Regions from separate parts of the Homo sapiens genome. Here region 1 is linked to region 2. The links are chromatin contacts, found by Hi-C or POLR2A ChIA-PET in ENCODE. All regions are on one chromosome and are shown on one strand. The core of a region is the stretch at or near the end of the contact, and the rest is flanking DNA. Distances in the headings are between cores, read along the strand shown. Region 1 holds the start of LINC02909 (long intergenic non-protein coding RNA 2909). Region 2 overlaps BCAT1 (branched chain amino acid transaminase 1).

Region 1 (3,651 bases), core at 507-3,006, 66 kb after region 2:
CCATTTTGAAAACTGGGATTGGCATCCCTTACAGGTTCTCTAATTAGTTGCTTTCAGATTACTTGGCAAGTAAAGGACTATGTTGTTATGAACCCCACCTGCAGTATATCCCGAACAGGAATCTCCATCTTGGGTTTCTTTTTGTAAAGTCTGCATTTGACCCCTTTACACTCTTTTCCGTGTTCATAAACGTGCTCAGGGTTGGAAAAGCTGTTTCAGTAGAGATGGCATATTTCTGGTGGCATTCGGGGGCAGGTACAGGAGTTGCAGGCATCCATCGTATGCTGTCCAGCGTCTGCACGTTCCCTTGTTTGCTCCCAGTGGGTAGAGAACCCGGCATTGTGGGTACCTTATTAGAACTGTCAGGAGGTAATATTACATAAATAATGAAATAACATGTTAATGCAATTCATTACAGGTTCGTTGGAATTTATTGTTCAGGTTATTCCTTTCACTGCTCTGAGAAACATCAGGTATACTAGACTCACCTGAAGCAGGATGTAAGCGTATAATTTGTCAGACGGGCAATATGGTCTAGTGGATCCAGAATTTGAATATTATTTCTGGCTCTGCTGCTGGCTTCCTTTATGACTAGGAGGGAAATGTCTCTGGGTGTTGCCAGTTTCGGTATCTGTGGATTGATAAGCAGATCGCAAGCATGGATGTTATAATAGGTTATTTCATGGGAAATTAAACAGCAAATCTAATGAGAGGAGCGGGTTACTTGGTCATTTCTTTCTAGGTGCTATTTGGTGCTTTAAGAGGACCTCTAGTATTGGATAAGTTAAAGGAGTTTCAGAAAGTGCATCATAACAACATTACTGAGAGCTCAGAATGTGCTACATGGTTCTGAGGGCCATCTGCGTATTAACCTCATTTAATCCCTGCAGCACACCCGGAGGTCATTGCATGATATTGATGCAATTTTACAGATGAAGAAACTGAAGCACATATGGTTAAATAATTTGTCCAAGATCACAAAGCTAGTAAGCAGCAGAACTGGGGTTTGAACTCAGGTTATTTAAACTCAGAGCCCCAGTTCTTATTCCCCAGTATTTGACTCCCCTTTGCTCTCACCTGGTGATAGAAATGATAATGACCAGGCTGAGCGCAATGGCTCACACCTGTAATCCCAGCACCTTGGGAGACTGAGGCAGGTAGATCGCTTGAGCTCAGGAGTTTGAGACCAGCCTGGGCAACACAACAAAACCCCATCTCTACAAAAGATACAAAAATTAGCTGGCTGTGGTGGCATGCCCCTGTCATTTCAGTTACTTGGCAGGCTGAGGTGGGGGAGTGGCTTGAGCCCAGTAGGCAGAGATTGAAGTGAGCTGAGATCGTGCCACTGCACTCAAGCTTGGGCAACAAAGCAACACTCCATTTCCAAAAAACAAAAGAAAAAGTATGAGATTTAACTTAAAAATAATTTTCCTTCATCTGATTAGAAAGTATAATCAGGATGAGCTTTAGTGTGTTGTTTTTTGTAGAGCCGGGCGGGGACCGGGGGTGGGGGGGGGTCTCACCATGTTGCCCAGGCTGGTCTTGAACTCCTGGGCTCAAGCGATCCTCCCACCTCAGCCTCCCAAAGTGCTGGGATTACAGGTGAAAGACACTGCACCTGGACTATCTTTCTGTTATTGCTGTGGTGGGGAGCACACCAAAATAGTGCCTGTCATCCTCATCCTTCCTAGGCATCTTTCCCAGCACTGCTGCTGTGATTAGTACCTTAACTCCAGCCTAGGCAGGTGCAGTGCATCAGCGGCTCTCTTCTCTAGCTTCTTTTACCTCAGCCCAAGCCACTCTGTAGAAATGGGCTCCACCCATGTCATCTGACCTGTAGGTCTCCACTCTTTCTTCCCAGTTCTCAGATGGTTCTTGGAGCACTGGCGAAGTCAAGCGAAAATAAGGTGGTGAGTTTTCCCCAACGAAATAATTAAATTTTGGCTGATGCTGGCCTTTAGTCATCGAAGGCCGAGAAAGTACCGCCCTAACCAGGGAAAAGCAATATCAGATGTAGGCTGTTCTGTTGTGTCTCAACCTCAAAATGCTTGTGGCAAAAGGGACAAACCTCCAATAAGTCTATATTAGAGGTTCAACAGAGTTCATTGAAAACTTGAAACAAATCTGAAAAGAAAAACACTCTACAAATAGGGAAAAAAGATGGGTAGCTGAGAGTGATAAAGTGAGATTCCCCAGATATGTTGCTGTCACCACAGGCAAATCTCAAATTGTTTTCAATGGAGCTTTTGGAAATTTAAATTAATCCTGCCATTTTCAGGCTTGGTCGTTTGGAATGTGTGTTAGTGAAACGCAGTGATGTAGTTTTATAGACTGTAAGAACCTTGGAGGCACCTGAATTCTTGAAGCTAGAGATTTATTGTAGGTCTTCTCTTGTTCTCTGAGAAGAAAACCAGACTTCATATAACAAGAAGTGAGACAGAAGAACAGTTTTCAGAAGCATGTGTCACTCTGCTATTTTAGGAATTGTTCCAATAAGAGATGTTTATAGTAAGCTTGGTGTGACCCAGCCAAGAAGCTTAATATAACAAGGTTAACTGAATTGTGGGAGGAAAGTTTCTAGCCTATACCAGCTTGCATTTATTAATAATCAGAAAGGTTGCGGATGACAGACTTGCTGAGCATTTACTAAATCTGGTACTTGTGGTTTGCAAATCATGTGATTAACAGCTGCTATCATCTATCCTAGAAACGGCAGGAAGAAGTGTTATTATTTTATCACATAAAATAGTAGTCACAAAGAGAATGAAAACAGTTTAATTTGGCAGATATAAAATTCACTGGTTAAGCAGAAAACCATGCTCTGCCCTCCCACTGAGCTCACTAAAGATGGGTTTCCTGGGAATGTCTCAGTGAACAGATGTTTCTTCTTAGGTTTTGATGAAGAGTTTAGTGGCATCTAATCATTAGTGAAGGGTTGTTTTGGCAAAAGGAATCTCTTGTCTATCTACACACATACTTAAATTTTTTTTTTTACGTATATTAAGGATTTTGCATTAATTACCAATAGGATCTCACATAGATGAATCATGAATGATTGACTGGCTTTCCTAATCAAGTTTTGAATGATTTTAAAAATCAGCCTGCCTGATCTAAGGTTTGGAAGTTCAATGCTCAATAAATAACTTTAGTAAAGGGAGGAAAACATTTTAAAGGAAAAAAACAGGAAAGATAATTACATTGTTAATCTGTTTGGAGTTAGAATTTGATTCAGAAAGATTTCTACAGAGCCTTTTGAATCACCCTGAAATCTGCCAGCTTTTTCCAGGATGCTGCTTTTGTACCTCTGTATACATCATATGCCATTCTTTGCAATAAAATGCAACTTTCTTAGTGATTGAATAATATAGATGTTGATAAACACAAATTATGTCATGTTGTTTACATATACATTCCTAAAGAATAAGAAATATTGTCTACATTGTACATACGTAGTAGATTAACTCATTGAAGTCAGAACAAATGTAGATTTCTATAAGTCCCAAAGAGTATGGATGTCTTAGAGGTTGATGTTGAAGTCTGCAGTTACACTGGTGGTGAAAATCAAATATATAACGAATAACTTTAGGTAAGAATCAAATCGGACTTGTTTTACAGATGTTGCCATGTGTTAGAGGATTTTACTTGTTGCTT
Region 2 (3,897 bases), core at 1,218-3,717:
CATCCCAAAATATGACCAGAATATGCCACATCAGGATATGCTTATTTGATGTATTTCCAGTTAGTTATTCTGAGACACTGTAGACACAGGAGTAGCTCTGAAAAACTGTCTTTTTGTAAACAAAATTTATATCTATAAAGAAAAAAACTTTGATAAGAATCTCATCAACCAGGGAAGATTTTATCACCAGGGAGAAGATTGGACAGGTAGACCTTGTCACAGGCTATTACCTATTCTTCTGATGGGGGACTCTGAGACAACTTTTATCACCTGAGAGACTTTTTATCTGCATAACAAGACAACCTATGCTTGCTATACACTTCCTCTCCTCACCCTCTTATAACCTGTCACCACCTCCCCTCAATAAGCCCCAAGCCCTGATTCCTTTTCTGTAGCTCAGGAATACTATATAAACTTCAATCATCTGGCCTTTCTTTGAGTCTCATATTTTATGGGACTCCCATGTGTACGCACAAAATAAATTTATGTCTTTTCTCCTATTTATCTTTCTACTGTCAGTTTACTTCATAAACTCAGTTATGAAAAGGGTAAAGAAAGTTTTCTCTCTCCCACATCACTTTCCTCTCCATTCTCCAGCTGCTGTTTCCAGGACCCACGGGGTTAAGTGTGGACCATGAATTAGAGGAAATGGTTAAAAATCTCATTTGTCTGTGACCATTATAATCTGGCACTGGGGGCCCTCTCCTATGGCAAATGCCCAAATTCTGGCTTTCTATTGCATCATGGTCACTTACGGATTCTTCACAACCTCCCCTCCCCCTTGTCCTCACCTCCTGTGGAGACCACTGCCTTGCACAGCCCCACTGCAATGATGCACATTCTGTCTCACCTCTAAGGATTCTCCTTCAACCCCAGCTCTGGCATTATTCCCTACACAGCCTCTGACCCCTGGGGTCTCCTTGCCCCAGCAAGTAGCCTTCTTAGACAGTGTCCTTTTGAGGTGTTTCTATGACACCTTTCCTCAGAGTTCACATAGTTCATGACGTCTTTGCTCTACTAAACTCTGGAACTGCAAACTGCACCCACTGAAGACCCCTCTCTTGACTCTAACCACAGGCAGCACCAGCCAGCCTTGACTGTCCCAGGGCAGAGCTGACACTGCTATGTTCCGTACACCAGTGGCACAAGTCAAGTGTTCGCAAGCTACAGATCCTCTAGGCAAAGCATTTCTCACTTAATTTTTAGTGAATGCCCTGTTGGGGGAATGGGAGAATCACTTTTTTACCTCTTCCAGGGTAAAGAAGTTTCCAGAAATGCCAAGCTCTCCTTGCTTGGCTGACAATTTTTTATTTCCAAATAATCTTATTTCCTTTCTGTTCAATTTCCAGCCTTCTATTAAATATAAATTGGAGATAAGTTAGAGGCTAAAGCTTGCAGAATTAGTTTAGTCATCCTTTAGAAGGTTCTTTAGATGTGTCAAACGTGTTTGGAATTTGGAGGTAGTATCCCTCCATGCTCCGCACTGAAGCCTCAGTGGAACAGGGCCCTTTTTTTTTTTTTTTTTTTTTTGAGATAGAGTCTTGCTCTGTCACCCAGGTTGGAGTACAATGGCACACAATCTCAGCTCACTACAACCTCCACCTCCCAGGTTCTGGTGATTCTCCTGTCTCAGCCTCCCAAGTAGCTGGGACTACAGGAGCCCACCACCACGCCTGGCTAAGTTTTTGTATTTTTAGTAGAGACAGGGTTTCATCATGTTGGCCAGACTGGTCTTGAGCTCCTGACCTCAGGTGATCCACTCCCCGCTCAGCCTTCCAAAGTGCTGGGATTACAGGTGTGAGCCACTGCACCTGGCCCAGGATGCTATTTTTTTAAAGGATTAATCAGAAGAAATATGAAGAGTAAAATTTTAAAATTCAGGGGAAAGGCTGAAAGATAACATTGATGAGATCTTTCTCCCACCTCAAAAATTGGACACTAGGAGAGAAAAATTAAATTAGAAGATCAAACAAGGAGGTCTAATGTCAAACAAATAGAAGTTTAAGAATGAGAAAAGAGGGAAAGCAGAGGAGACGAAATCATCAAAGATATAGGAAAGGAAAATTTTCTAGGATGAATGACTAAGGACCCATGTTATGATAAAGCTCCCCAAATTAGCAATAAAAAGAGACCCTGAATACCTCAAGGAACAAAAAACAGGTTACACATAAAAAGGACCTGAAATACGAGCCCCTTTGGACTTCCTATCAGTAACACAGGAAACTAGACAACAGAAAAGCAATTCCCTTAAAATTCTGACGAAAAATCATTTCTAACCTAGGATATTATTCAAAATCAAGTATTAACCTAGAGCAAAAGTAGAACAAAAAGTCAGGCATGTAAGGAATCAAAACATCTACCTCTGATGCACTCTTTATCTAAAAACAACTAGAGCATACGTGCAACACAAATGAGGAAGTAAAGTAAAAAGGAGAACGCCACACGATTCAGAAAACCGGGGATGTAACACAGAGAGAGGGTAAAAGATGCCAAGAGGAAGTCTTAGGCAGGCAGCTGTGCAGCTGGCTCAGAGAGAAACCAGCACAAATTAGTGCAAGAATGAGAATGGTAGCAGAAAGAGTACAGAGACAAAAAAGAAAATGAACTGTCAGATACATTTAACCTAAGTAAAATTACATTGAGAGGCTGTCAGGAAGTTGGGAATTGGAAAGAATTCATAATAAATATATAGTAAGGTAAGTAAATAAAAGGAAATAATGCAAGAATTAACTGCAGGAAAAACAAAATGAGGTATAAGGGGAAAAAAATGTAACCATAGTACACTACTTGACTCACCAGTGACTTTTAAAAATGGAATTCCATCTACTACTCAAAACCTCTCAGGGGCATTTCACCACACTTAGAATAAAATCCACACTTACCAGGACTAAGGAACTTCAATGATGTGGCTCCACTCCTGAAATCTCCCCTCTCAGATTATGCTCTGGGAAGTTTCATTTGCTGTTCCATATGCATGGGACACTCTTACCTCCAGACCATGGTACTCAGGTGTCAGCTGAAAGTTCACCTTTTCTGTGAAGCTTTCCCTGACCAGTCAGTATAAATTTGTACCAGCTTTCTCTCAGTTCTGTCACTACTGCATCATTTCATTTTATTCATATTGCATCACTGACTGAAAATATTTGATATGTTACTATATGAGGATAAATTGTAATAATATTAGTTAATACTTACAGTACTTACATAGTACTTATTTCAGACCAGACCCTGTTATAAGTGCTTTATATTTGTTTTTGGATCTTTGTTGCAGACTGTCTCCTTCTATCGCACAGGCTGGAGTGCAGTGGCACAATCTTAACTCACTGCAACCTCCACCTCCTGGGTTCAAGTGATTCTCCTGCCTCAGCCTCCTGAGTAGCTGGGATTACAGGTGTGTGCCACCATGCCTGGTTAATTTTTTTGGTTTTTTTGTTTTGTTTTGAGATGGAGTCTCGCTCCGTCGCCCAGGCTGGAGTGCAGTGGCGCAACCTCGGCTCACTGCAACTTCTGCCTCCCAGGTTCAAGTGATTCTCCTGCCTCAGCCTCCCGAGTAGCTGGGACTACAGGTGCCCACCACCACACTTGGCTAATTTTTGTATTTTTAGTAGAGACGGGGATTCACCATATTGGCCAGGCTGGTCTCAAACTCCTGACCTTGTGATCCACCCGCCTCGGCCTCCCAAAGTGCTGGGATTACAAGCATGAGCCACCACGCCTGGCCTTTTTTTTTTTTTTTTTTTTTTTTTTTTTTTGTATTTTAAGCAGAGATGAGGTTTCGCTATGTTGGCCAGGCAGGTCTCAGGCTTCTAACCTCAAGTAACCCTCGGGCCTCAGCCTCCCAATGTGCCGAGATTACAGGTGTGCACCACTGTGCCTGGCAACATGTTATTTTATTTA

What was found. Hi-C counts contacts between places; a loop is a spot of excess contacts on that map. ChIA-PET counts read pairs that join two places held with the same protein, here RNA polymerase II (POLR2A). Pooled maps may share reads with other maps.
Region 1: a loop to region 2 is called in a pooled map, with 2.2 times the contacts of the local background. The contact joins the promoter of LINC02909 here to the enhancer-like site in region 2. A Hi-C loop is called at or near these places in 4 of 37 single-sample maps with no recorded cell type and 3 of 50 pooled maps. POLR2A ChIA-PET finds 5 or more read pairs at or near these places in 7 of 52 experiments (A673, Caco-2, GM12878 and 4 more).

The regions. Positions count from the first base shown.
Region 1 is chr12:24,995,709-24,999,359 of GRCh38, forward strand. It overlaps LINC02909 (long intergenic non-protein coding RNA 2909), which reads right to left and starts at 1,757. Exons shown (of 4, transcript NR_171024.1): 1 at 1,524-1,757; 2 at 489-631; 3 at 99-359. It also overlaps a transcript of IRAG2 not described here. RefSeq lists enhancers at 2,316-2,445, 2,696-2,805.
Region 2 is chr12:24,929,389-24,933,285 of GRCh38, forward strand. The region is part of intron 1 of BCAT1 (branched chain amino acid transaminase 1); the gene reads right to left. Among named protein-coding and RNA genes, the nearest start is that of BCAT1, 18 kb to the right of the region's middle. RefSeq lists an enhancer at 2,176-2,365. Within about 2 kb of position 2,468, at least 4 of the 41 ENCODE cell types and tissues checked have a DNase peak (open chromatin) inside an H3K27ac peak, as active enhancers do; they include GM12878 and OCI-LY7, where a contact is called at or near this core.